7 separate regions of the Homo sapiens genome follow, and all the other regions are linked to region 1. A link is a loop called in an ENCODE intact Hi-C map of the cell type or tissue named here. Cell type or tissue: endothelial cell of umbilical vein. All regions are shown on one strand. Region 1 has its middle 150 kb from the start of PPP1R1C. Region 2 has its middle 32 kb from the start of PPP1R1C. Region 3 has its middle 17 kb from the start of LINC01934. Region 4 overlaps CERKL (CERK like autophagy regulator). Region 5 overlaps PPP1R1C (protein phosphatase 1 regulatory inhibitor subunit 1C). Region 6 has its middle 62 kb from the start of NEUROD1. Region 7 has its middle 53 kb from the start of LINC01934.

Region 1 (4,000 bases):
AGAGAAGAATATCTTTTCTTTCTTTATTGTTTACAGATACCAACATTTTTCAAAGCCTTGCAGTAGATGAGTGAGTCTCCTGTTACATTTCTCCTGCAGCATATATTCTGTGGATGTGTTTTCCTAAGCAGACTAATTATATGTTGCTCTCTTCTTTTACCCTAATGAAACATAGATTTTTCTGTTTTGAATTTGTCACTTGTTTGTTACATTTGTCAAGTGTTTTAAATATTACATTGGTCCTTTATTTGCTTTTGAGAACACCCAATAGTTTAAAAATTAAAATGACATGAAGGTCAATTCTAAGACAGGAATGATACTACTAAATCCTGGACTTGCCTATGATAACAAGCTCGAGCTACACACTTTTATTGTCAGAATAAATGGAATATATAGGAAGGAGTTAATTGGAACTGGTTAGTACCTAAATAAGATTTTTCAAAGTAAGTTTTTTGTCGTATTGGCAGAACAGTGTTAAAAAATAGACATTGTCATCATAAACACCCACAACTATATCTGTAGAAGATAATTTAATGCAATATTCTGGGGAAAATACAGTTGCCAAAATTAATCTCCTTGTTTTCTTTCATTGTGCAATGTGGAGTTAAATTTTTTTTCTATTGAGCAGTGTGTGTGTGTGTTTGTGTCTATAATTTATATATGTGCTTGTATACATTTCTATATACACATGTATGTGTATGCAAAATATGTATATATACACATATATATAAAATGTACACTAAATATGTATATATGTATATTCATAAAATGTTTTGCTGTATGGAAATAAAAAAGAAGGTTTCTAAAGGAAAGATAGAGAAGAAATTTAACCTGATTTCTATTAAATTAAGCACAGAGAAATAAAACTTTACTAAAGGGCCAGGTGCAGTGGCTCAAGCCTGTAATCCCAGCACTTTGTGAGGCCAAGGCTGGCAGATCACTTGAGGTCAGGTGTTTGAGAATAGCCTGGCCACATGGTGAAACCCTGTCTCTACTAAAAACACAAAAATTAGCCGGGCATGGTGGCATGTGCCTTTAGTCCCAGCTACTCAGGAGGCTGAGGCAGGAGAATTATTAGTCCCCAGGGTGGCTAGCAGGGCCTAGGGAAGCTGGAGATCCTGGGGTGACTGTCCCTGGCAGAGCTGGAGGTTGCAGTCACTGTCCCTGGAGTTGGAGGTTGCAGTGAGCCGATATCGCGCCACTGCACTCCAGCCTGGGTGACAGAGCGAGACTCCATCTCAAAACAAAACAAAACAAAAACAGAAAAACACTTTACTAAACAAATACCTCCCAAAGTTATAATTTCCATATTCTTGTCTGTTAGGGAGAAGCCAGGTGAGAACAGAGGAGGACATCCAGAGTAAACTGGACACAGTAACAGAGGTGAGGAGGTCCTCACAAAGGGTGCCTCCGGTGAAAAGAGAAAGATAGCCAGAGGGAGAGGACCCGAGGGAGGGCAAGGCCAGCTCCTTCCCTCTCCCTCTCTGGCCACACAACTTATTCTTAGCAGCTTCCTGTCCACTGCTGCTAAGTCATTTCCACATGAACGCGTCTTTTGCACCATGGCTATTTTCCTTTTGCCCCCATTTCTGTCTGAGGAAAGGTTTGATGGTGATTTCAGTGTTGACACACTCGACTTTTAGACTGCAGCTGACTTACCATGCTTGTTGAATGAGTCTGTTCCTCTCACATGGACAGTTTCCACTTATGAAAAGTCCCTTCCTTTTTCATTTCCTCTGCAGAAAGCTTGTTTTGCTAATGAGGAGTCCATGAAATTGGGGGAGTTTGCTGCTGTGTGTGTGTGTGTGTGTGTGTTTGTGTGTGTGTGTGTATGTGTATGTGTACATAGTTTTCCTCTTTGAGAAATTGCTATTGTTGCTTCTCAGTGCACCTGGATGTCTGAAGATATTTTTTATTTAACGAGCTGTCTAGGAAATACAAAGGTTACTGTTATTTTATCTTTATGTTGATATTTTTCTGTTTAATATTTGCATTAAAATTGTTCCCCCAAATAGAATATCTACATGATATAGCAACCAGTGAACAAATCAACATATCTACCTACACATATATATATAAATCTATATATTAATCTCTCTCTGTATCTAATTAATATATATGTATAATTTAGCCTTCCTCTCAAGCAAGGACATAAGTGGTAAATTAATGATAATATAATCTTTACTATGGAATGGCTGGTCTACTCTGCATGGAGCAACCTCTCCATCATGTGGACTTTTAAGATATTGCTACTAAAGTTAAAGCCATGCTATGCTCTTGAAACTGTAAATATCAATTAATTTTAAAAGAAAGGGGTGAAGCTCTAGGTAGGTTTTTATTTGTATAGCTCATATTATTTCTGTTTTTCTATGTGTCAGGTGATATTCTCAGCACCTTGTATAGAACATTTCACTTAATCATTCCAAAAGTACCTATTAGATAGGCACTTTAATTATTTCCATTTTATAGATGAAAAAATTTAGGCTTGTCCAAGACCACAGCACTGGTAAGTGACAAAGTGAAGTCCAAAATTGAACTGAAGGCCAAATTTCATGAGCTATCTTGGGTGAGATATTTCTTGCCTCAAGTCTTCCACATAAAATGTAACAAATTTAATGGTATCTGGATAAATACAAAATAATATTATTTTCTGTTCATCAAGGGCCAAAAAATGGGTCAGATACTGTCTGGACCCTTTAAATATTCTTTGTCATTATTTTACCATTCTATCAAAGTATTAATGGTTAAGAAATGTCTTCAGATTAGAAAATGTTACAGTTAGCAGCTACCAACCACCAATGACTAAGAATTAGTCATTATTGTTCTAAATCCTGTATGGTTCCCATTATTAATCGTCAAGGCTGTAGGAAATCAACTAGGAAATGTGAACTTTTCTTCTTAGCAAAGTTTAGGATTTGCTGTTATGAACATATCTCTACACCAGCAGACCCAACTCCCCAAGCATACAGACAAGAGAGAGATGAAGAGATCTTACTGTTTCTCTCACATAATTCAGGTTTGCTTTTAGTATGCTATTAAGAATTGATGCACTCCCCATTTGTCTGCTCTGAGAAAAAAAACATAAATGGCTTTTGGGATTTTGCAGATCTAAAGTGCTTGAAAAGTGGGTCTTATTTTGACTAAATTAACTGGAGATGTTATCTGAAAAGGACTGACTCAATCACATACCAAGCAGGACAAATAATAATACACTTTTCCTTCCTGCCTTCATTCATTTATTCACATCCATTTATTCCACAAATATTTACTGAACATTTACAGTGTGTAAAACTCAGTGCTTTTTTCCCTAAAAATCTAGCAGCAAGTGTATGACAGAGAGCTGCAATTCTTTCGCACAGAGGGATAGCAGATCAGTGTTCATCCAAAGAGGAGATGGAGTTCTGGTTAGAGGAATGAGAAGAGGCTTTGCAAGAGAGCAGGCAAATGCACAGATCCTTAGAGGAAGAAGGGACAGGGACAGGTAAAGATGACAAAGGGAGCAGCAAGACTCAGGTAGAAGAGGCACTCAGTGCAAAGGCATCAGGAACAGTGAATACTGTAATGAAGGCTAGACTGAAAATGGGCTGGGTTAGGCTGTGAGGGGCTTTGAAAATTATGCTAAGGAGTTTAAGCTTTACCTGCTGGCCAGTGGCTCTCAAAGTGAGATCCCCAGTCTACCAGCATTAGCTTTGCTTCAGGCCCATCCCAGAACTACTGAATCAGAGTCTCTGGGGATGGGGCTTAGACTTCTGTAGTTTAACAAACCCTTAAGGCCATGTTGATGCATGCTAAGGGTTGAGAACCAGTGCTGTAGCCAGGCCTTCCAAACGGATGTGTGTACTGGGAATGAGTGGCAGGTGTGCTGGAGATAGATAGTGACATTTGCAGTCCTCAGGGTGGCTAGCAGGGCCTGGAGAAGCTGGAGCTCCTGGGGTGACTGTCCCTGGCAGAAGCAGCCTCATTCTTTTTCCTAGGGTACCAAGTTCTTTGACCTGAAATA
Region 2 (4,000 bases), 180 kb before region 1:
TCAGTAGATGTCAAGCTTAATTTTGTATGTGTCCAAAATTAAACCTTTACATTTTAGTTACATAAAAAGGTCCTTTAAGTGAGGGTAAGAGAACATTTAAACTGAAAGTTATATATACTAGGCCTGAAATTTTTAATGGCCTTATTTAAAATGAATATAAAGGTACTTAAGGAAGGTAGCAGTTGTAGGCTTTCTTTTCTTAGGAAATCAATACTCATAAAACTCAAGGTTGGAAATGAGAATTAAAAACCACAGTGAGTTTATTTTAAAACATGTAGTCTGTCATCTTTATTTTCCCTTTGGATTACATAGTGTTTATACCCTGAGGTCTATTTATGTTGCTGCAACTCTTTCACTGACTTTGAAGTGAACTTTGTATGGTGCTAGAATCAGAGCACTAGGGCTTAGAGATCATGTATTCCAACCCTCTCATTTAAAAAGAGTAAATTAAGGTAAGAGAGTAAAGCGAATTTCCCTGATATCTTTGTTTCCTCTGAGATGTAAAAATCTCTGTTGTTCTTAACCACCAGGCTAAGTTCAGTGACAGCAAGAGTCATCCTAGTTCAGCCCCTAACATGGCCCCTGATCCTCCCCTTAACCTAGACAGTGCCTGGCACTTAGCAGACACTCCACTTATAGTTCTGGAAAAAAAGCACTTATCTCTGAGCAAAGTCTTTTACTCTCATTAGAAACTCTCTGGCATTCCTGGTATGGCTTAGGAGACTAATCACTGATAATAAATAAATAAATAAATAAATAAATAAATAAATAAATAATAAATTCCTGCTGTTCTTCTCCCAAATACATGCCTCATGGAGTTGCCTGCAGGAGAAAGAGTTCCACAGCAAATCAATACCTGCAATTTAAAGGATTCTACTCTTGCCAGGTGTGATGGCTCATGCTTGTAATCCCAGCACTTTGGGAGGCTGGGGTAGGAGGATTGCTTGGGGCCAGGAATTTGAAACCATCCTGGTCAATATAGCAAGACCCCGTCTTTACAAAAAAATTAAAAATTTAGCTAGGCGTGGTGTTGCCCACCTGTAGTCCCAGCTACTCAGGTGGCTGAGGCATGAGGATTGCTTGAGGGATTGCTTGAGCCTGGGAGGTCAAGGCGGAAGTGAGCTGTGATCGCACCACTGTACTCCAGGCTGGGTGACAGGGTGAGAGGCTCTCTCAAAAACAAACAAACACACAAAAACGAGGATTCTATTCTTGTAACTTCAAACCAATAAAAATAAGGATTCTACTCTTATAACTTCTCACCAGCAGATTCATTTAAAACCATTATTTCTTCTGTCCAGAGCATCCTAATACATGCAACTGCTCTCATCCAACTGGCAAGCACACAGATTTACTAGCAAAGTTTAGTACCTGTTGGTCAGAAGACTGCCTATTTCTTCTGGGTATCTCTTCAATGTTCCAGGAAACAAATTTCATTTATTCTTATAAGTCTGACTGTCCCAGACAAAGTTACTGTATGTACAAAAATCTGTGTATTTCTTTTGGTGTGATTCAGATGCAAGCAGAAATGAATTTTATTCATATTGTTATCTTTAAGACTGTGTGGGTTGGAGAAGGATTCATAGACAACAAAACAGGAAAAGATTAAGTCAAACAAAACAACTTAGTGGTTTTGTAATTTTGGAGGCTTTTGTCTGAAGGGAGATAGCTAAAGCTTGACAAAGGCTTCCTATGTGTGAGTAGAAGAGACAGCTCTTTTCCCTCTTCATTGGGGCAAGCACCATAGTAATTAGATTTAAAGGACACCAATAGACTTTTTTATTAGAACCAGATAACTTTCTGGTGTTTCTCAAATGAGAGAAAGGCACCTCCATGGAATGTCTTTCATCCGTTTTCAAATTCTACCAAGCCCAGTTCTTCTGCAAACTTCACCTAATGTATGTGTGATCTACAGCTGTGGTTTACAAACTGAATTCAGGTGGCCAGGCAGGGACCCCTCCCCCCGCGCCCCACTACCCGCTAACCGCCTCCCGCCACACACACACACACACACACACACACACACACCCCGCGCGCGCGCACACACACACACCCCACCCCACCACCCCGACCTCCACATACATTCCCCCGACCCCCTCCAGCAGTGAAGTCTAAGAGCACCGCGAAGTAATTTAAATTTTCGAGGGAAAGCACAGCGCCATCTGTCGGACATCATGCCAATTACTCTTGTTAAGTTCCTACCTGACGGTTACTTTATACTTTGAACTGCTAGGTACTCCTTTTGGCCTAAGGACACAGTGAAAAATGTACCGAGACCTTGGAGAGCCACGAACCAAGAAACTTCAGAAACCTCTGATATCTGATCAAGAGTTAAGAGACGTCAGAATCATCACAACTGACAAAAGGTTAGGAAAAAATTCTAAACATTTCTATTTCCTACAGACTTCCCCATTATATTTTTGGCTGCCTAAACAGAAACAGACTTCCATGATCAGGAGCTGGGCTCTGGCAGTTAACATTTTATTGCCATTTTACTGGTTATGAACTCTTTCTATGATATCTTCGTATCTATATGAATAGATAGGTGATATGTATCAGTATGTATGTGTTTAAAGAGAGATTTTTTTTCCCTAGGCATGTCTCCATACATAAATATTTTTAAAAGTTAAAAACATGGGTTCCATGTTTCGAAATGGCTAGGACAGGAGCTGTGGAGTTCTCAAATCCTAATTGAGGGCTGTCTCAGGGAAAGGTGCTGATACAAAAATCAGTCTCATCCTAGGTGACCTCTGTCAGCTTTATAAGCTCTTTGATGACTTATTATTCCATTTATAAAACAAAGAGAATAATACAGATGTTATTGAGGTTCGTGTTTATAAAATATTCTAAGATGGCCAGATGAAAAGTGTGACTCACAGGAAATGCCAAATCTGAAATAAATCATCCTTCTGAGTCACAACAAATACCTTTCAATGTGATGGAAACTTGATATTTGAAAACTCCCTTGATTAGATTCCTGTTTTCATCAGCTGTACTTTTCCTATGAAATTTGTTTACATATTTCTTTCCTCTTTACCATGCTTTCAAATTGGTTGACATTTATAACTTGAAAGAGGACCATTGAAAAATTACTTAAGGGAGACCAGCACAAATACAATTTTTTTTTCCACCAGGGAAAGGCCATGTGCGTGTGTTTAAATGTAATTATCGTTTCCCTTTTGATTTTTGTCAATCAAGGAAATAGTGTTACTAAAATGTCTGATTGTTTTATCTCATCACTACCAACAAAAACTGTTCCATTACAGTCTGTGAGGCTTTCTATTTTAGAGTGTTTTCTAGGCAATATGTGGTAATTCAAAGAGATCAAAGTAAATGTCTCCACCTCAATTCATACAAGCCTTGATAATAATATATTTTCAAAACTTGTCCATTCTAAAGTAACATTTGTCTACTAAGCCCTTTTTTGGGGGAAATTTAAATTAGTGGGAGGAGCTTATACACTATCTTTTTCATAAATAACACTTTTCTTGATTATTAAGAAGTAAATAAAATGATCTTCAATTCTAGCACACAGAGATAAGCGCCATTGAAATGTTGGTGTGCTTTGGTCTAGTCTTTTGTCTATGCATGTTTTAATATTATATACTTTTTAAATTTTATTAATCTCATTTTGTGTTACAGTTTCTTTTTTATTAAGTTGTGCAGGTTTGTTACATAGGTACACATGTGCCATGGTGGTTTGCTGCACCCATCAACCCATCATCTATGTTAGGTATTTCTCCTAATGCTATCCCTCCCCTATCTCCTCCCCACCTCCCCGCCGCCACCCCTGCCCACAGGCCTGGCGTGTGAGGTTCCCCTCCCTGTGCCCATATGTTCTCACTTTTCAACTCCCACTTATGAGTGAGAACATGTGGTGTTTGGTTTTCTGTTCTTGTGTTAGTTTGCTGAGAATGATGGTTTCCAGCTTCATCCATGTCCTTGCAAAGGACATGAACTCATTCTTTCTTATGGCTGCATAGTATTCCATGGTGTATAT
Region 3 (4,000 bases), 1.0 Mb before region 1:
AACCACTAGGTGGTGGTACAAGAACATAGGGAGAAGTATTTTTGTAAACAGACTGGGAATTTGTTTTGATTTCCTACTCAGTTTTTAAATTGCTATACCCTTGGGCCCTTAAATACCTCCTAAGGGATGCCATTGTGATTGCTGTTTAGTAGTTGAGCCAACATAAAATTGATGTTGAGCTTTACAACAGCTGTTATAGACCACTTTATGTTGATGCTGAAGCTTTTTAAAAATGCTGCTTGCATGAAAACGTTAACTCTTCGGTAGGAATCTGTTAAGTTTTCGGAGAGATTCGAAGGCCTTGCTTATATTTCTGGCTGATTTACAGATCTTACAATGTTGCAGTTGAGACTACTTAGAATATATACTCCTGCTTTATTTAGCTGACTGAATTTTCAGTAAAGACATGACAGTTTCCTAGCTACTTTCTATGGAAATGACAAAAGGCAGCTGCCCACTATGATTTTACCTTATTGACTGCAATTCAGTGTTTATGCACAACCTTGTGACATTGATCTTCATCTTAATGGCTAAAATATATTTTTTAAATGTTTTGAAATTTGAGATAAAAATATTTTTCTGTATATGAATTACCTTAATTTTTGGAAATGTACCTTTTCTCTTTTAATATTCTGAATATGTGCTTAGAAATTTTGGATCAGTTAATTCTCTTTAAACCACAGAAGAAAGTAATCCAGTATCAATATTGAAGAATCTTTGCTTACATTAGAACTGTATGATCATTTCAACACTTAAACTCTGCTGAAATTCTGTTTAATGCATTTAGTACAAGAGTGTGGTTGTAGTTATCCTGTAAAACATTCTTCTCAGAGCTGGCACACGTTCTACACTTATGTAGTGTCCTTGTTGGATTTGTAGAAACGGATCTACGAGGGCTCCCCTGCTTTGTCTTAGCATTTTTATGTCAACTTGAAAATCCCTATCTTTCTAAGAAGTAACCTTACAACAAGGTACTTACTGATTTACTTGGATGAGTCAGTTATTTTTGGATAAGTGTTGATGCATATCACCTCATTCTCATAGGGATTGAGGGTTCTACATACCATTTTTATTAGCATTCCCTGGGTTAGAAAATACTGTTGGCATTTTAGCTAAGTTGTCTTACAGGTTTTGATGATAATAGGGCTTTCTTACCATTTAACTTGTAGTCTTCCTAATGAAATTCTATGATTTGGTATCTTTTAACATTAAACTTGAAGACTTCATTTAAGGCATTTGGTGTTTAACTAAAAGCAAAATGGCTTCTTTGTACCTGTTTACACATTAGGAAAAAAAACAAAAAATGAGCACAGACTCCAACTCCATGGAAGAACACTGTTAAAAGAAGCATCTCTTAGATGATGAAAGCATTATAGCACTGTTCCAGTAAATAGCACCAACTGCAGCTGATTCTTTGGTTTTATTAGGAAAGATAGCACATTTTGTGATCTGCAACGTTTAAATCAATTGAACTATAGTGAAATCTCTCCCCTGAAATATCTATTACACAGCTTGCAACCTTTTGTTTAAGAGATTAAGTTTGCATCTCCTCATATTATCTCCTTGTAATTGGAAAACTTTCATTTTGACAGAGAAAATGTGCCAGTATCCCTGTGAGCCTTGCCACAAGCCAATGCAGAATGCCATCTGGAGGATGCATGCCCAAGTCATGCAACAGCCTCCTGTCGGGATGTATCAGGAACTTTGCAACAGAACAACTAATAACATCTTAAGCTCCATTTGTCTAGCTCGCTAGTCCTCTTGGCAGAGGTCATACCAGCAGTGGTTTTGTTGATTTGCTGCATCAAATGTAATTAGGCTAAAGCACTCACTGACAGAGCCTCTGATAATGGCATAAAAGCCTCAGGCTTAAATTTACCCATTGAGTCAAATTTAAGTGGATCAACAAAGACATACTAATTTCATCACTAGAACAGTAAAACAATTATTTTTAAAGGTGCTTATTTGGGACAACAAGATTTTCCTTTCTTTGGATCTCATAATTGTTTTATTTTAATTTTAATTTTAATTTAATTTAATTTATTTTATTTTACTTTTTAGTCGCTGGCTTCCAATGAAGTGGTTGATGTCTCTGACTAGGAAAGACAGTTTCATGTGTACACAAGCCATATATCCCTTCTGAATCTTACTCTCAAGTACCCTGTGGAAAATGATGAGATGTTTTTGTCAGGTTATATCCAAATAACTTTGAACTCTACCAGTTGCATACTCATAAGGGTAGCAGTAACATTATTACTGACCTTTTAACCCTTGCTTACTGGAAAACTCCAGTTGTACCAGTGGCCTCTTTATAAATGAGTCACTTTCAGGCTATGACTAAGATGAAGAAAGCATTACTTAGGGTTAAATTTAGGTCAAGTCTGGGCCCAGAGCACAAGACAGGCTTTAGTTGTTGTTAAGAGCCATAAGAAAACTATGAAAAGCATTTCTGCCTTATGCAGAGAAGAAACAATTCAACAGAAATAAGGTTTAACAGTTTCCTGCATAAATATTGTAAAGCAAGTCAGCAGGGGTCTGTGTTAGAGTGAGAGAGAGCTTGCAGGTGGTCTCAGCAGGAAGGAAGCACTTCCCTGGAATGCCTATATGGATGATCTGGATGAAGCTTTTTAAGAATTAGCAAAGAAATTAAGTATGATGGAATAAACAAGATAATAATAATATGTGAAATGTACTCTTTTAATTCATTTCTAAATTTTCTCTTGTGTTCACTGGTTTTCAAATATACCACCAGCACTAGAACTCCTAAGAAATCACTCTGAAATTTCCAGGGCATGGCAATGATTTCTGAGGATTTTGTACCTCATCGTGGAATTTGACTTAGTTTGAGTTCTAGGTATACTGCTTTTGATGATAGCAATAGGCACACGTGAGAATGAGGTTAAGTAAGTGTTTATTTGAGGATTTAATATTGTACACACTCTAGGAGTAAAGCAATTATCATGCTGTTAATTTCATATTCATGTATGGCTTATTTATTTGCTGTTTACCTCTCTGCATAATGAAAATGCCATGGAAATCTGCTTCTTCTAGCACTCTAATTTTAAATGAAGCTAAATGTTATGTATAATTTCAAGATACAGATTGCTAATTTCATTCTATTTTAAATACTGTATGCATGAGAAGCTTCTATGTTCTTGCAGAATCCATCTTTAACCAGAATCGAAGCATAATTTTCTAAGTAATTATGGAATAGTTAATACATTAAAATATGAATCAGGAGCATCATAGGCATATTTTGAACCATATAGTTTTCTAAACCTATATATATATGTATGTGTGTGTGTGTGTGTGTGTGTGTGTGTGTATTCCCTATCTCAGAGTCAACACCTTAGTTACTTTTCTGACAAATAAAATATAGTCATAACATAATCTCTCTTATTGCTCCTACTGATAAATTATTTGCATCTGGCTTACTTGTAATTTGGTGGCAAAATCAATGTTTGGTGAAATGATTCTGAAAACTTCAGGGGCACTATAGTTTTCATTTATTTACATGATATGCTATTTTTAAAGAACCAGTCATTGCCAGAATTCTACGTTAGTTCATCTTCTGAGAATATAATGGGAAAAAAAAGAAAGAAAGAAGTTCATATCTAATGTACATGGAGTTTTCTTCTCCAGTCTGATAATTCACTCAAGTAACATGCCTCAGATTTCACTTCCAGGCCCACCCTTGCTCGTCTCTGCTCAATACCAGAAACTAGAGTTGTGTGTCATCCAAGTTTTTCTAATTTTTTATTTTTTCAGCAGGTATCACTGTGTGCCCACCATGTGCATGAATAAAGTCCCTATTTCTGGGTGGCTACAGCCCAGTTGTGAAGATAACACATAGATGTGAAATATTGAATGAATAATACCACAAGTCAGTATACATTTAAATATGCCAAAGGCAGAAATTGTTGAGGAAATTCACTTCTGAAAACTCTTAACATAGTCTGTAAAGCTTAATATTCGCCAGTTGTTCAATTTCCATTGTTAT
Region 4 (4,000 bases), 560 kb before region 1:
TTCTCCCTAACAGAATCCAGATTCAGCTGAGGCATTTCAGTCATCAGGAAAAGGGGATCTGTCCTCAGCCCCTGGGAAGAGTCTTGATGGTTAAATAAATGATTATTCCAGATTGACTGCGCTAATACAGTATCTGTGCCCAAACTTAAAAAAGGAAATTTTAATTCATCTTCAGGATTAAAGCATGTTGGGTCTCTCTTGCACACATATGCACACCTCTCCCCATCCCACTGGATATTAATAAGAAAGGATGAAATTCACTGGCAGCTATTTTATGATGATAGAGTAAGATTTCAGATAATGTAAAAACTGAGGAAAGTAGAGCAAAGTTATGGCACAAACTCTCCAGATGTATGGGTGTAACACACATGGACTCTCTCACATACACACACTCTCTCTCTCCGCCCCCCCTCCCAACTTTTACAGTACATGCCTGTTAGCCTGACTTCCTTCCCTCATTTTTTGTCTGCCTCTTAAAAACTGCCTAGTTCAAATGCTTTTCTTGAATCTTCCGATCAAAATATCACCTCTGAGACATCAAAGTTCTTTTATGTATACCCCAGTTATAATGGTTTTAAGCATTTTTTTGAATCTCTAATAATGTAGAAAGTCATCCAAGTATGATAGCTTATTCATCTCGCATCCTGCACTATGTTGAACACAGAGCAAGCATACAATGAGATTCCTGAAGTGAATGCTATATAGCAATATCCATGTTAAGCTGCTTTGTAGTATTCACATGTAAAAGCAATGAACAAAATAGTCATTGAGTATGCCAATATGTTTATTCAACTTTTAATTGTCTCACCCTAATACAAATCTCAAACTTTTCCTTCAGCCAATCTTTGGAAATCTTCAGTAGAAAGAAAACATAAATCTGAATTTTCTCTTTTACTTGTAAATCACCTCTAAATAAGCCGAAGGTCACAAACATAAAGGTTAACTTCTTCACTATAACTTTATTTTAATTCAAAAATTCCTCTTGAGTTTTTCATGGTAGTTTCTCTCGAACCTCTATAGTTATAGGCACATTTCATGGGGGCTGACCTTCCTACAAAACTTGCTTTTTTTTTTTTTTTGAACTTTCTTCTACCTCAATCCATCAGATCACTAGGTGTAGGTTTCAATGATATTATTAACATCTTGAAACTTATCTCCTTTGTTTACAGCTGAGTAAAGCCACATCACTGTGAATCCCTTCCCTAGGAATCTATAACTGGGACTAGGAAGTTCCAATTGCACTCTGGGCTTGTCCCCTGAGTAGGCTTATTTTATAATACTTTTCATCAATTAAAATTTATTGCAAATTTCCACTGTTAGCGAAGCCACATAGAAATAAAGCTAGGAAGGTTGCGATTCTCCATAGCATCGACTCTTCTACTCAGTTCCCCACCATACGAAAATAAGTCTCAAAGAAACAAAGAAATGTGACTACCAAATTAAAAAAATCAAAAAGGATATTACTAATCATCTATTAAGTTTAGCATTAACAAGTTTCTATTTTCCTTGGCACAAACCTAAGTACATTTCTTAGTTTAGACAACAAATTTAAGCTTCTAGCATCTCTAAATTCATCTATTAATAAAACCAGCAGTTCAGTGCTTAGTTTTGACCTAACCACCAGGGGTCAGAGTCAGAACGAAAACAACCCAAGGAAGAATTCCATGGAAAGACATCAACTATATAAGTGAGCAAAAAATCAATTTCTTGCCTAACTGCAAAATTAACGTGTAAGTAGCAAACATCTCCATGAAGATGTAAACAAGTATACAGCTTCCTTTGTAATTATATCTAACAATTGTTTAAGTCTGAAAAAATATCTGAAAAAATTCTAAAGAGAAAATATTAATATTCTAATAAAAATAACAAAAATAATTAAATTATAACCCTCGAGCTGGCTGCAGTAGGTTATGAAGACGTAAAAATGCTATAGATATTACAAGTAGTTTCCCAAGTTTGCATTAAGGACAAATTCAGATTATTTTGCTTTTGTATGTTTTTGTAGATGGTGAAATTATATTCTGAAAATTACTTACTTGTTACATCAGTTTTTATTCCTGCAAGCTTCAACAGAGGTTCAACCTTCTCATAATAAACCTGGGTAGCTTCTTTTTTGTGACTTTGGGGGTTAAGGAGTATTTTTAATGACTTCGGTCTGTTTGGAAAGCCTAAGAAGAAATTTTAAAGACAAAGTTGTAAAGTCCTTGTCATCATTTTTTTTCTTTCCCTTTAAAATGACACACAAGTCTGTTAGAATGTTATATGCATTTAAATAGTATTTGCTATTTTTATTTGAAATTCTTGCAAGAGTATTCTGAATATAACTTTATTTGAAAACATTTTCCTAGCTGTGAAATAGGTATATCCCTCTTAAAATAAATCATGAGTTAGAACAATATATTTAATTTATGAAGGAAGATGCAAAAAAAAGAGGCAACTTTGTGAATATTAGGCAGTGCTATGTGTATTTACCAAACCACAATATATCAAATGTTCTTTTAGCATTTGTTTCTGGAAAAAAAGCAATGGACTGTAACAAATAGAAGGGTACATTTCCTCTCCTTAGCTAAATGTGCTCATTATTGGAATTGGGCACCCCAGTGACCCCAGGGCTACCAACGCCTGACCTACTGATGAGTCCAGTGCAGAACAGAGGAAGCAGGGATGGGTCAGTGTCAGTACCAAGTGCAGTGCATGCTGGGAGTTAAAAAGAGGGTTTCGGTCAGAGTTCAAGCCTGAAAAGGGGCCAGGGGAGAAAGAACTCTTTTGGGAATTGGGAAAGCAACGCCTCTCAGCAGGGATTCAATGATAGTGCTGCCTCACAGTTGGGGCTGAGATTTGATACTACAATTTTCTGGGCTTGCAAGATGCTTATCTCTTCGAACCCAGTTGGAGCAGGTGCAAAGCAAATTTTCTGTTGTTAGGAAGGGGCAGGAGGGACTGAGGAGCAAAAAGAAAGCTGACAACCGTTTCTTTTACGGTAAGCTGCTCTCAGAGGGCCACGTTTAAAGATTAAACAAGCAGTTATTAACATCTATTTTTAATAAAAACCATTACTAAAAAGACAAGTGAAAATTGTCCACTACAAGAAGTCAGTGTTTCATACATCAAGTAGAGAGAATATTTTACTTCTCATTATATTTGATACAATAAAGTATTTCAACAGGACATACTGTTTTGATTTTAGGGAGAGTTTTAGACGAGGAAGAGATAGGGTCATGATAAACTCCTTAAACATTCCTGGTGAAACTGCCTAGGGCCCTTTTTGGTAAGAAGCCTGCATCAGCCTCCAATCACCCAGGCTGGAAACCTCAAAACCGTGCTCAATGCCTTCCTTTTTCCTTGCCACCTTTGAATGAGTGCTCAGATTCATAAGATGGTAGCCACTTGCTTCCATGCCTTCTCCCTTCTCCCACTGATGTCCTCTGACTTGGGGACCATGCCCAGGCATGCTGGCTGTCCTCCCCTTCCACTGCATCCTTTGGCATCACAGCTCTGGTCAGTGCTGCACAGTTCAAAGGCGGCTATGGCTCATTGCTGCCTGAAGAGCGAGCCCAAACCCCTTAAAATGACATTCAGAATCCTCCTGCTCCCAATCCCACTCACTCTCCTCGCCTTCCTCTGTTACACGCGTTAAAGAAACATGTATTGAGCACTTGTGCTAAGTACTGGGAAGAAGGGCCAAGGGATTAAGATATGATTCGTGCTTTAAAGGAGGAAGATGTATCCACAAATACAGACAGCACAAAACACAGAGGCTGGTTAACAGAGAAGGACAAAGTACAACAGAGTGTGTGAGAGAGGGTGGTTAATTCTTATTAGGGATCTGGAAAAGGCTTCAAGAGAAGGGAGTATCTGAGCAGGGTTTTTGGCTTGTGCTGTTTTCACCCCCTAAAATTTCCTCCCTCATTACCCCTCATCCCACCCCTGAGCAAAACAGCAGGGGTGAAAATTTTAGGCAGTGAGAGCTGCCTGAGCAAATAAATGGAGCTAAATGCAG
Region 5 (4,000 bases), 64 kb before region 1:
TGTGTGTGTGTTTGTGTGTGTGTGTGTGTGTGTGTGTGTTTTACTGGAATGCAAATGCCTTCTACTGAAGAAAGCAAAGTAAGTGCTATTGATTTAAACGGAAATTGGAACATTAAACAAAGCAGCTGACTTAAAAATGACTTTGTAGAGCAGGGCCTATTAGTATTGCATTACCATTCTTAATGCATAGCCAGTCAGATTTTTCATTTACTTCTGTAAAACATCTTTTTCCTCCCATTCTTCATGATTTCTTGTAAAGACTTCAGTATCTAGATATTTTTCTTCTAAGTCAAACAGACTTCTGATATGTCAAAAATACCTTTGTATGCTTACAGCATTTTAACACTGAAGCTTTTTTTTTTCTCCAAGGATGGCTATGATCTTGATTTTTTTTTCAACCCCTTCTCATAATAAAGAAATAAATACAAATACAGAATAAATCAGAGAGCAAATCAACCTGGACAAATAAGAAGGCTAACATGGATTTTGGAGGGTGGAAGATGAAAGTGGCAATAATGGCAAGAATAAGACGTACTTCAGATCACCAAATGAAACATGATCTTCCAATCAGGGAAAACTGCTGATCATGGTGATTTCCTGGAACTCAATATGAAAGGACATGGACTTTGGCGGACAAGCCATCACGGTTCCACCCTCAATGCCACCACTTATTAGCTGTGCAACCTTCAGAAAATCAATGGGTTGTTCACCCCACAAAACAACAACAAAGAAAAATATATTCAAATATGCTGGATGTATTTGGGAAGTAGAAATGAAGATTATGACCCAAGACGCACAGTTAAGGCAAGCCACATATGCATCCGCAGTGGGAAGGGTAAAGGGAAGTTTTATTGGCACAGGGGGAAGTTCATGTAAGGTACTTGGAAACAGAGTTTATTAGTTTCGGACACTCAGAGCCAGATTTGGCATCAGTTAATTGCCAATATAATTGAATGGCAATTTAATTACATTGCTGGACATACCTGTCCAGTAATGGCTGCAGATGCCATTACTGAACCGGTATTCTTTTGAGAACATCTTATCTGAATTGCAGTAGTCCTAAAGAAAGAATTTCTTGGGAGGTTATTTTAGCAAGTCCTTGAGACAGTCTTTATCTCAGCCATATAACATGAACTCCTCCTTTTGGCTTTTTGCTTTAGTGTGTTTGGGCCTGACAAAAAAGTGATTTCATCCTAGTATCTGCAACTTTCACAGGATTAGCCTGTCTCACTTCTCTCATGGGGAAAATGAAAGTGTTGTTTACCACATATGATTGCTGTAGGGACTGAATGAAACAAAATGTGTAAAGAAAATGCTTAGATCAGGCACACAATATGTGGAACTATTTTGAATAATTATTTGAACCCTGAATTGAGAGTGGCGAATACTCCTCCTCCGTTTCTGCTTCACCCTGCAGCATGAAGGAATGATTTTGAGAGAGACAGAGGAGAGGTGAAAGGACTTCCAGGAGAATAAAATAGCTTTGTTTTCATCCCAGTGAGACTTGAAAAGTCGGGTTTAAGATGCCTAGATGTAAAATCCATGTGGATTACCACGCTTGCAACATTCACTCCACTTTTGTTTAGCACTAAGCCTCAGGTCGGCGTGTGAAGTTTATCTTCAACATTTTGCTTTCTTTTAAACAAATGTGGCTTTTCCCTCATTTCACCTAGCTCCGGTCCTCAGACATCATGTCCTTTATTTTCCGACTATTATAACATTCCTGTAAGAGATACTGATATTTCAATTAATAAGCCTTGCAGTTCAAAAAAGTTGAAAAACAAAATGATAGCTGATGTTGAATTTTGGGGTGCTATAGCAGATTATGCAATAAATATTTCTTGCCAGAGGGATGAGAAGGAAATCATCACACCATATAAATGCAGCCTACGCTTAGGCAACATAGGTAAATTAACCATGGCTGTATTGGAATGTGACCAGTTCACTCTTCCTGATTTCAAATCTCCTTAAAATTATGACTCAAAAAAACTCTCAAAAGGAATAGACTGCTGTAATATCCTGTTCTCATTACCCGTCGCACATTGAAAATTGAAGGCAGGAAGAGAAGGCAGCAAGATCTCTTAGCCTCTCATCAGGCCATCTCCACCACACTACATTCCTTTTATAAACACTCCTGTCCCTCTGTGGGTGTTCTTCAGGTATTCATCACATTTTCCTTTCTAAATCTTGGCTTTTTTGTTTGTGCTGGCTCAGTTTGTTTACTGTGTAGGGTGGGGCATATTTATGCAGCTCAAGAAACATTTTGACAGATTTCTAGATAACAAGGAACATTCTAAATATATACAAGTCTCGCTTTCTTTTTTTTTTTTTTAAACCCAAGTATGCTCCTATTTCCAGACCCACTTCCTCTGGTTCTCTTTAATTTCTTCCACTGAGTTTTATGCTCATCTTTCCTCACATCTTTGGATGTGGAGGGTGGAGTCAGGTTGGAGAAGCAATTTGAGAATGTACCTTTCTTGCAAGTCACTAAGGTATCTTTTTTTTTTTGGAGGTCAACATTGAGAGAGAATGAAGGAAGAGGAAAATACCAGCAAGTATGGGTGAACTTCATCTTTTATGACATTGTCATGGATTATTAGGTTAAAAGGTTTAAAAGACCTTGAGATAAATCAAATTGAATTGCAAATTTAAAACAGAGTCCAGTAACTTAATTAATCTCATGTGATGCCACTTAAACATTGGAAAAGAAGAGCACCATTTGTCAATATGGTTCCATTCATTTGTCTATATATATGTTAACCTATTTTAAAATTAATTAATCTTTTAAATTTATATTTCTCTGTATAAATAACATAACAGCTTTTAAAATTGCTTTCTATTTGAGAAGCAGGGAAAAAGATAAACTTTTGCATTGGGTTTGAATAGCTGAATCAAGAATCAGTTTCTTTAAATATTTCCCAAATAAGCAAATAGCAACATTCAATTGTGTAAGTACTAATAACACACTGCCACAATCACATATGAGCCTTTGCCATGTGTGGAATGCTGCATTAAAGTGGGGTGGATGCAGAGGTGAAAAGCAGAGCCCTGGCCCTGTGGGAGACCAGTCTGGAGGAAGCAACATACAAGTGGATAGAGCATAGCATGGTAAGTCCTTTAATAGGGATTTAGACAAAGACATCTGGAGATGGGAGGAGACTCGCCACAGGCTTACTGGACAGGAGGGTAAGGCCACTTTCAGATCACAGAAGGGACAGTCATATTTACATATAAGTCTGGAGAGTAAAATGGACTAGGTCATGGAAAAGTGGAATACGTGGCTCATACCATGATCATTCCTCCTGCTCATGCACACTTGTGAAGCATTTAAGATGATGCTGTAATGTGGGCAGTTAAATTCTGCATGGACCATCACAAAGAACTTTGCTGCCATGCAAAGACTAAATAGGTCTCATTAATGGGACTATGTAGATAATATCACTTTCCAAAGCATTTGAAGCCCTTGTTCATTTGATTCCAATTTAAAATTTCTGCTTCACATCTTTGTCTTTCTTCTTAATAATATTACCTTTAAAACAGAATAAATCCCAACCAAAATTACATGTTTTAAAGTTAGATTTTATATTTTAGAACAGGTTTGGATTTGTAGAAAAATTCTGAAGATAGTACAGAGAGTTTTCATATACCCCATATCCAGTTTTCCCTATTATTTATGTCTCATGTTAGTATGGCACAGTTATAATTGGTAAATCAATAGTTGTATAAAACAGTTCTTGCATTGCTATAAAGAAATACCTGAGACTGGGTAATTTATAAAGAAAAGAGGTTTAATTGGCTTATAGTTCCACAGGCTGTACAGGAAGCATGATGCTAGCACCTGCTCGGCTTCTGGGGAGGCCTCAGAAAACTTGCAGTCATGGCAGAAGGTGAAGGGGGAGCCAGCACTTTCCATGGCTGGAGTAGGAGGAAGAGAGGGAGGAGGGGGTGCTACACACTGTTAAACAACCAGATCTCACAATAACTCCCTCACACACTATCA
Region 6 (4,000 bases), 390 kb before region 1:
TCCTCATAGATCAAAGCAAAGATTACTGCAAAGTTTTATGAATCAACATTGGGTTCATAGCTTAGGTCTAAGAGAGGGGAAAAAATATATCAGGAAACAAACGAACAATAAGTGCAGCCAGTTGTCAGTCTAGAAATATGGCAGATGGTTAAAATCAGAAGTCATATAGTTAACTCAAAGAGCCAAGGTCCAAACCACCAGGCAGAAGTTATGAGAAGAACACCACTGAGTTCCAACCTCCAAACTGGGGATAGAAGCTGAGCAGAGGTGCCTAGTCACAGAACCCAAAAGGTAGTTGTTTTTTGTTTTCTGTGCTTTAAAAATACAACAGAAGACAATGGCTGGCCCTCTCTGGCATGGTCAGTCTACAGCCAAGTATGAGCTGATTGAGTGTTGCACCTGTCCAACAAAATCAGGACGTGTTCTTATTTCCTAGAGGTCATTGTAAGGGACTGTGAGGGTGTAGACAAGTCAGCAGCAATCAGATACACTGAACACTCTTGGACTAACTCACCTTGCCCAGGTGACATTTTTGCATGTTTGTTTATTTCAGGACAGGAGAAAGAGAACCAGAAATTTGAGCTGTTTTGCATGGCAAATGTGGACAATCTTTAGAAAAAAAAATTTCTCGTTATTACTTTTAGTTGGCATTAGGACTGGACTCCAGTTCTCTCCTCAGGAAAGTAGAGTGTTGGGCCTGTTTGGCTCCTTCATTGGAACCAATAGGAGAGAAGCAACAAGTGAAGGGGGAAATGACTTAATTGAATAGTTTGTAACTTTGAAACATGCCATAATCCGTTTCCGTATTCCACAGAGAACGCACTTGATTTTCCTTGATGATTTTCCACTCCTGCCCTGAGCATTTGCAGAGTGTAAATCAGAGACTGAGAGGCACCAGCAGCCCATTCTACTCCTGGGATAATAAAAACACATGCCCTAGAGCTTCAGTTAGTGGGTTCCCAACCCATCAACAAATGGAATTTCTAACATTGCTCCCTAGTGATTGTATTAATGGGATAATTTTCTCTGACAGGATGTATTTTTTCTGAAATTATCTGAAGTTTCCTCTTCCAAACTCTATCTTACTGCCCACTCCCATGATTATCTCCTTGTGCAATGGAAAACAATATCAACCCCCATGTTAGTTTTCTATTTTTAGACCTGGTTTGGTCAGTCTATACAGTAAAATGGTTTATATTTAGCTCCTAAGTTTCTCCTGTTAGTAATTCAGACTCGTCACTCCCTTAGTCATTTTTATTGGCTGGTTGGTTGTCAGTTTCATGATGCTTGACCTAAGAATGAAGACAGTATTTCCAGGGATAGCTCATAAGGGTGGGGTCAGATATTTTTGTCTATAGACTATAATGAATCTATATATACCTTGGAAGCCAGTCTAACTTCTTACCCTTTTTCAACCCATATATTTTTAGCCTCACATGATAAATTCTGAGTTATTTTTATTAATGATATCTTCTCATCTTGGAAAACAGTTCCTATGGTATGTTGTTATCCCTAGAACTTAGCCCATATGCCTGCAACATAGTTAGAACTCAAGATATACTTGATGAATAAATGAATAAATAAATGATTCAAACATTACTGGTAAGAGTTATTTCCAAATTATTTTTTGTCTGGATTTATAAGATTAAATTTTTTTTCTATTTTTCTTTAACATCTTTTAGTGTTTTACTTCAATTGAGGTGTGTTATCAGTTCAACTATTAGAGTACAATCTCATACTCTACAAGCACATATGTCCATGTTTTGCATAAAATTTGTGGGGTCACATGACTTCAATGATCTTTGCCATAGGATTTCTGGCCTGGTAAGTGACTTTAGAAATCATCTGGTCTGATTCCAACATTTTGTAGACTTTAAACCTGACAACTAGGAAAGATTCTACGGGATATAGTTAAATGTTTTCTATTATAATCTTCTCTTTTGTTCACACTTTATTCTTTGTATTTGAAGACCATACCATGTCGTCCGGAATGGTCAACTCTTTCATACCACTCAAACATACATTTTTTTCTTACATTTGAAAATCTAGCTACTGTTTTAAAGGACTTATCTCCATCTGTGTTTCAAATTCAGCAATTTGCAAGCTCTCTGGTGATCCACTGATGATCCCTGAAGTTTCCTAGATCAAAACGGTTAATTCTAGATAGTTAAAAGTTGACCTTTTAGAGTTCTGAGATTCATTGAGGTCCATAATCAGCATCCATCTGAGGTTCTTGCTGTGGTCTCTTTTCTGCATGTAATTATTTTCCTTCGTATGTTTGCCCTTTTGATTATACGTGGAATTTTGAGGTTGGTCGCTTGGTGGCACTGTAGTTAATAGCTTGATTTTCTTGTGTATTTTTCCACTGCCTTCATAGCTTTTGTTTTTAAATTGCAATTATGTGAAATATGTGCGACTTTTAAATTCTGCTGCAGGTGAAATGATTTAATGACTCTTGACTTCTGGATTAATTTTAAGCATTATAAACATTGTGAAAACAGACTCTTGCTAATAATGATCATTATCGTAATGGCTTGAGGCATAATCATTTACTAACATTAGCCAAGTGATTAAAATCCATCATGAGTTTAATTTGAAAAAATTTTGTTCCTTTGCAATAAATGGCTAATGATATTAGCCTCATCTTTGTGAGGCCAAAACTTATCATATGACTTTGTACTTTCACTACTTGATAGAAATCTTCTCTTTTTAACACAGGCCATATTATCCCTATTGTTTACCAAGCCTGTGGTGTTCTCTATATTGGTACTGAACTGGGCCATGTGGTGCACAATGTACATGCAATTGTCACTTTTCTTTTATGGCCCTGCTATTTGATAATTTGTCATTTTACAAAGCAAGTGACCTTAACAGATGTTAAAATTAATTACCATGGCCAGTCAAACCTGTAGGGAAAGGGAAACATTCTCATTTTATGACTCATTTTTGTCAAAACTGGTTATGATATTTATAATAATCAGATTTTTTGATATATTTGTATAACTTTGTAACGATGCCTTTAAAAAGTGTCCAATCTTAAAGTTAGTAATAATTTTCCAAAAATATTATCTTTCAACTGATTTTTTTTCTTTCTACCTCTTCTCTCTACAACCCTCTGCCCTGCTCACAGACCAGCATTCTGGAGAGACTGAGTTTTGAAACAACCGAAGGAAAGTGATTAGAGAGCAAGTGTGTAGTTGCCATTTTTTTCCCCCCACAAAGAACCTGAGTCTGGACTTTAAATTTACTTACTGCCTCATTATTTCCTTTGATGAATCGTGCAAAAATCTTGACCTTCAAGGGTACTCTACCCAGCAGATGCCCATGAGGATAATGATCTTATTTCCAAAACACCTTAAACAATTAGAAAAGGAAAAAAATAAGTATAACAAACAACCCCCAGAATAAACAAACTTTGGCAACTGTGGAAGGGAAAAACCTGTATTTCTTAATGGGTACTATTTTGTTTCCAGAAGTTTTCCCCAAACGAAACAACCAGGTGAATATCGCACACTGACTGATATTAGAGATTAGCCTTCCACAGGCTCACTGATGAACTGTAATCTTTATGGCTGTGTTAGCTGTTTCCTCTTCAAAACAAGTCAATGTTGTTATTCTCATTTTTTAAAGAACCAGAGAGACCCACGATGGAGAATTAACATGCCCAAGATTGTTTAGTGAGTGGGTAGAAGGCATGTTAATTGGCCATTGAATGCTATGTAAAAACTACACACTTGCTCTCTAATCAATTTCTTTCAGTTATTTCAAAACTCAATCTCTTCAGAATGCTGGTCTGTGAGCAGGGCAGAGGATTGCAGAGGTAAGAGGTAAAAAGAATAAAAATCCCCGAAGGAAAATCATAAAATTTAAAAGTCACATACAGAATTTACTATTACATATATGTGTGTGTGTATGTGTGTGTGTGGTTTTTTTTTAATTTTTTTTTTTGAGATGGAATCTCACTCTTGTTGCCCAGGCTGGAGTGCAATGGTGCAACCTT
Region 7 (4,000 bases), 1.1 Mb before region 1:
AGCATTTCAAGTTTTCATCTACAAAGTGATGAAGAAGAGTATTAATTTATGAGATAAAGAGTATGAGGGGATAACACTGTAGGGCTTTCACTGGCACCCCTTACCTGATTCCTTTATCATCGTTTGAAGAGCACTTTTTAGCCCTCTGCTAAACTCTTGCTGTGGTCACAGAACTCTCAAATGGTGAAGATCATTTTAAATATGCATGAGACACCATGTTTTTTCTTCCATGGTTATTTTTTTTTAAGGACATATATAATGTTTTACTTGTGTATGTATATCATCTCAATTATGAGCCCCTAGAAATAAGGGATCCAATTTATTTCATTCAGTAAGTTATTAGTTGTGTACACTGGAATATTGGTTTGGGTGCTTAGGATTAGCAGTGAATAAAATACACGAAAATTCCTACCCTTATGGAGTTTACTTTCAATTGCTAGGAGACAGACCAAAAAAATTTAAAAGTGTATATATATATGTGTGTGTGTGTGTGTGCGTACGCACACATTCTCACACACATATATGTATGTTAGATGGTAAGTGTTATGGAGAAAAACAAAGTAGGGAAGGGAAATAGTGTGTGCAGTGAGGGAGAAAGAAAGGGGAGGTTGAATTACAGTTATAACAAGGGTAGTCGGGGAAGACCTCACCTAAAAAATGAGTCAAGAGCTGAAGATGGTGAGGAATAAGCCACATAGGAAAAGAGTCCTACAGGCGGAGGGAATACCAACTGAAAAAATCTTGTAACAAGAGCATGCCCAATGCATTCAAAAGGTAGCAAGTGCTTAGGAGGGCTGGAGCAGGTGAGCAACTAGGAGAGGAATAGGAGGCCAGGTCAAGAAGATGACAGGTGGGCAGATCACATAGGGTCTTGTATTTCATTTTAAGGAGTTTGGCTAGTATTCTAAATAAGATGGGACACCACTGGAAGCTGTTTTTAGCCAACGAGCAACAGGACATGATTTATTAGAATCTGATCAGTCAGAGAAAAACTTGCTGTGGGGCTAAGGAATTGGGAGCAGGGGGACCAGTTAGGAGGCTAATGCAGTAATCCAGGTGAGAGATACCAGTGACTTCAACCTGGGTGGTGGCAGTGTAAGTAGTAAGAAAAGGTCAGGTTCTGGTTAAAAATAGAGCTAAGAAGATTTGCTGATAGATTGAATATGTGGTGTGAAAAAGGAGTTAGAGTTTAGGGCCTGAGCAAACTAGTAGGCTGTAGTTGTCATTAACCAAGGTGAAAAACTCGAGGGTGAAGCAGGATAGGGAGAAAGATTATGAGCTTAGTTTTTGACAGGTTAAGTTTGAAATGCCTATTAAACATCCAAATGGAAGTGCAAGATTGGATATACAAATTTGGAATTCAAGAGTTCTGGGCCAGGGATGTATATTTGTGACACGTGAGTGTGTAGTTGGTATTTATAGCTGTGAGACCTATGATCACTCACTCAAGGGAATGAGTGCTGCTAGAGAAGAAAGAAGCTTAGGCACTCCCAGCATTAGGAGGCTGAGGAGAGATGAGTCAGCAAAGTAATCCAGGAAGGAACGCTCAAGAAGTGAAAGGAAAATCAGGAGAGTGTGATAACCTGAAAGGGAAGTAAAAAGTTTCAAGGAGGTGGGAATGATCTACCCCATGAGAGACTACTGATAAGCCAAATAAAATAAGGACCTAAATAGCCATTAGCAACTCAGGAGTCCTAGACACTGGTGACTTTTATATGCAATTTTGTTGGAGCAATGAAATTAAAGCTTGATTGAATAAAGTAACAAGGAATAGAGAACTTGGAGACTCCTGACAATTTTGCAGTGAAATAGAGAAGTAGGGAGTAGTTGGAGTTTCTTTAAGATGGGAGAAATTACAGCATGTTTGTATATTGATAGGAAAGATTAGAGAGGAGGAAGTGGATGGTGTAGGGGAGGAGGAGCAGTGTCCTTGAAAAAGTTATCTGCTACATAATTTATTCAGGGTGTTTTCAAAGTTCTGCACTACCTTGGACATCTGTCTTTCTCCCTGACTAGAGCAGAAGCTCTTTGGGAAGTGCAGCATCCAGCACTTACAGCAGCATTGTCATTCACCAAATTCTTGAGTTCCCCTAGATAAGCAAGAGGGGATAGGATCTAGTACAAGTGAGGTGTTTGGCCCTTGTTGTGAATTTGCAGAGGACATGGGCATAGGTGAGATTGGAGGGTAGATGTGGTTCGTAGGAAGTTCTTTGGTAGCTTCTACTCCTCCATGAAACGAGATGTTATTGGCTGAAAGTGAGAATGGGGAGACGACAGTTCATACATCTGTGTGACCCATTAATGTCCAGCAGAGTAACTAGTCGTTTGTGGTCAAGTGTAAAAATGAATGATTGAGTTGTCTATCTGGATGAGCCTTTCGTTTATTTCATAGTTAACATGTTAATGAACATGCAATTAAAACATCCATATCAGCTCGAATGGCTCCTCTTTTTCATCAGGTATGGTTTAGCAGTTGTTTGAATCTTTAGCACCTTAATTTTTGTTTCATTCAAGTGATTTTCCTGAAGTCATTGAAGAATCTACCTTGACACCAATTTTAACTAGAGAAATTCAATTATTTGCTGAAAGTTAATACTGCTTTAAATGCTGGACACAAAAATAGTTACGCTGTGTTTCCCAAAGAGGTCATCATGGTCTAGTCAGGAAGAGGGGTGTCCAAGGTGAGTTACACAGAGCTTTGGAAAAGCCTCAGTGGATGGTGTGGCAGATGACGTCCCTGAGTTTGCTAGAGGAAAAATGACTCTAGAAAACTGAGTATTCTTCCCTGTTCTATTTTATGGATGTGGTGGTCAGAGAAGGACATAGTGACCAATTTCTGTGACCCTCACTTCCACCATTGGTCCCGTGGCAAGACTCAGTTACAAGCCTTCTCTCCCTTTGGATTGTACCTCACTCAGGAAGTACGGAATTTGAAGATCAGATTTCATTTCCAGAAAATCCATAAGGCAGTCACAGCTTATGACCAAGGCTCACACCTTTTTTTCTGCTTACCTTTCCCTGCTATTGTCCTGACTTCTTGCCTCCCAAGATTGATATGTAAGAAGTGGGGCCATTTTTTTGCTTTTCTCTGAAAAACTAGTCAGCAAAGAGGTTGGAATTTTAATTGGTTTAACTACTTAACTTAGAAAGCCAAGAGTTAAATACTTAGAAGTGAAACTTTTTTTCTTTTCCTGATTGGGTCTTTCTGAACAATATTTTTGCTGTGATTATTGCACATTTAAGCCCAACTGTACTTTTTATCTGAAAAAAAAATAGGATATGACTCTTAACTGTCGTAAGCAGATTACAATAATATTCTTTAGAACACGGGTGTCTAATCTTTTGGCATCCCTGGGCCACATTGGAAGAATTGTCTTGGGCCACACATTAAGTACACTAACACTATAACGGTAGCTGATGAGCTAAAGAAATGGCCCATGCATAAATATCATAATGTAAGAAAGTTTACTAATTTGTGTTGGGCTGCATTTAAAGCCATCGTGGGCTGCAGGTTGGACAAGTTTGCTTTAGAATATTTCACATTTAGAGTGGTAGTTGCTTTCTTTTTTTCTTATTTCTGAAGGAAGTCATGTCTTGATTCTGTTCTCTTCCTTCCACTCCTACTGTCTCATTCAGGCCCTTGGTTATTCCTTATCTAAAGGAATCTTTTAAAAGTTATCCTCTTGTTCATCCAAACAACACCAACCCATTCTTCACACCACTATCACATTAATCTTCCCAGAGTAAACTGTTTATCAGGACAGTCCCTGCTTCAACTTCAGTGGTTGTCTGTTGTTTACTGAATAAACTCCACACTCCACTTTCTGTCATTACATCAGTGTACTCCCTGGATGAAGCAGCATCTATTTCAGTAGCAGCTTCGGATGCATTCATTTCCTAGTGAAATACCAGAGTCACTCTTACCAGGGGCAGCAGTTCCGTATATCACTGAAACATATTTCCTCAGAGAAAGTGATAGTGACTCATTGAGAACATTTCC

The links. A loop is a pair of places that touch in the nucleus more often than their neighbours do. Peaks named below come from ENCODE experiments on the same cell type or tissue, not always from the same donor. Only the 100,000 strongest peaks of a DNase experiment are listed, where the experiment ranks them.
Region 2: it touches region 1 in a loop (5-fold over the local background); 2 of 110 quality-filtered maps call a loop at or near these places.
Region 3: it touches region 1 in a loop (11-fold over the local background); 5 of 110 quality-filtered maps call a loop at or near these places.
Region 4: it touches region 1 in a loop (15-fold over the local background); 8 of 110 quality-filtered maps call a loop at or near these places.
Region 5: a loop joins it to region 1, with 4 times the contacts of the local background. A loop is called at or near these places in 2 of 110 quality-filtered maps.
Region 6: a loop joins it to region 1, with 5 times the contacts of the local background. A loop is called at or near these places in 5 of 110 quality-filtered maps.
Region 7: it touches region 1 in a loop (5-fold over the local background); 4 of 110 quality-filtered maps call a loop at or near these places.

The regions. Positions count from the first base shown.
Region 1 is chr2:182,130,574-182,134,573 of GRCh38, forward strand. It overlaps a transcript of PPP1R1C not described here. Among named protein-coding and RNA genes, the nearest start is that of PPP1R1C, 150 kb to the left of the region's middle. In endothelial cell of umbilical vein, no CTCF peak of the experiment used is centred here; DNase peaks (open chromatin) are centred at 1,658, 2,228 and 2,858; H3K27ac peaks cover 2,554 bases.
Region 2 is chr2:181,952,269-181,956,268 of GRCh38, forward strand. It overlaps a transcript of PPP1R1C not described here. Among named protein-coding and RNA genes, the nearest start is that of PPP1R1C, 32 kb to the right of the region's middle. RefSeq lists an enhancer at 2,344-3,543. In endothelial cell of umbilical vein, a CTCF peak has its summit at 2,174 (motif pointing left); DNase peaks (open chromatin) are centred at 2,183 and 2,873; H3K4me3 peaks cover 300 bases; H3K27ac peaks cover 1,337 bases.
Region 3 is chr2:181,104,698-181,108,697 of GRCh38, forward strand. No RefSeq gene overlaps it. Among named protein-coding and RNA genes, the nearest start is that of LINC01934, 17 kb to the right of the region's middle. RefSeq lists an enhancer at 2,278-2,779. In endothelial cell of umbilical vein, a CTCF peak has its summit at 18 (motif pointing right); DNase peaks (open chromatin) are centred at 34 and 2,344; H3K27ac peaks cover 894 bases.
Region 4 is chr2:181,571,717-181,575,716 of GRCh38, forward strand. CERKL (CERK like autophagy regulator) reads right to left here. Exons shown (of 13, transcript NM_201548.5): 3 at 2,037-2,168. Among named protein-coding and RNA genes, the nearest start is that of CERKL, 83 kb to the right of the region's middle. In endothelial cell of umbilical vein, a CTCF peak has its summit at 1,599 (motif pointing right); no DNase peak of the experiment used is centred here; H3K27me3 peaks cover 499 bases.
Region 5 is chr2:182,066,957-182,070,956 of GRCh38, forward strand. All of the region lies in intron 4 of PPP1R1C (protein phosphatase 1 regulatory inhibitor subunit 1C), which reads left to right. Among named protein-coding and RNA genes, the nearest start is that of PPP1R1C, 83 kb to the left of the region's middle. In endothelial cell of umbilical vein, no CTCF peak of the experiment used is centred here; no DNase peak of the experiment used is centred here.
Region 6 is chr2:181,740,701-181,744,700 of GRCh38, forward strand. No RefSeq gene overlaps it. Among named protein-coding and RNA genes, the nearest start is that of NEUROD1, 62 kb to the left of the region's middle. In endothelial cell of umbilical vein, a CTCF peak has its summit at 2,283 (motif pointing right); a DNase peak (open chromatin) is centred at 2,341; H3K27ac peaks cover 900 bases.
Region 7 is chr2:181,068,783-181,072,782 of GRCh38, forward strand. No RefSeq gene overlaps it. Among named protein-coding and RNA genes, the nearest start is that of LINC01934, 53 kb to the right of the region's middle. In endothelial cell of umbilical vein, no CTCF peak of the experiment used is centred here; DNase peaks (open chromatin) are centred at 1,509 and 3,929; H3K27ac peaks cover 1,312 bases.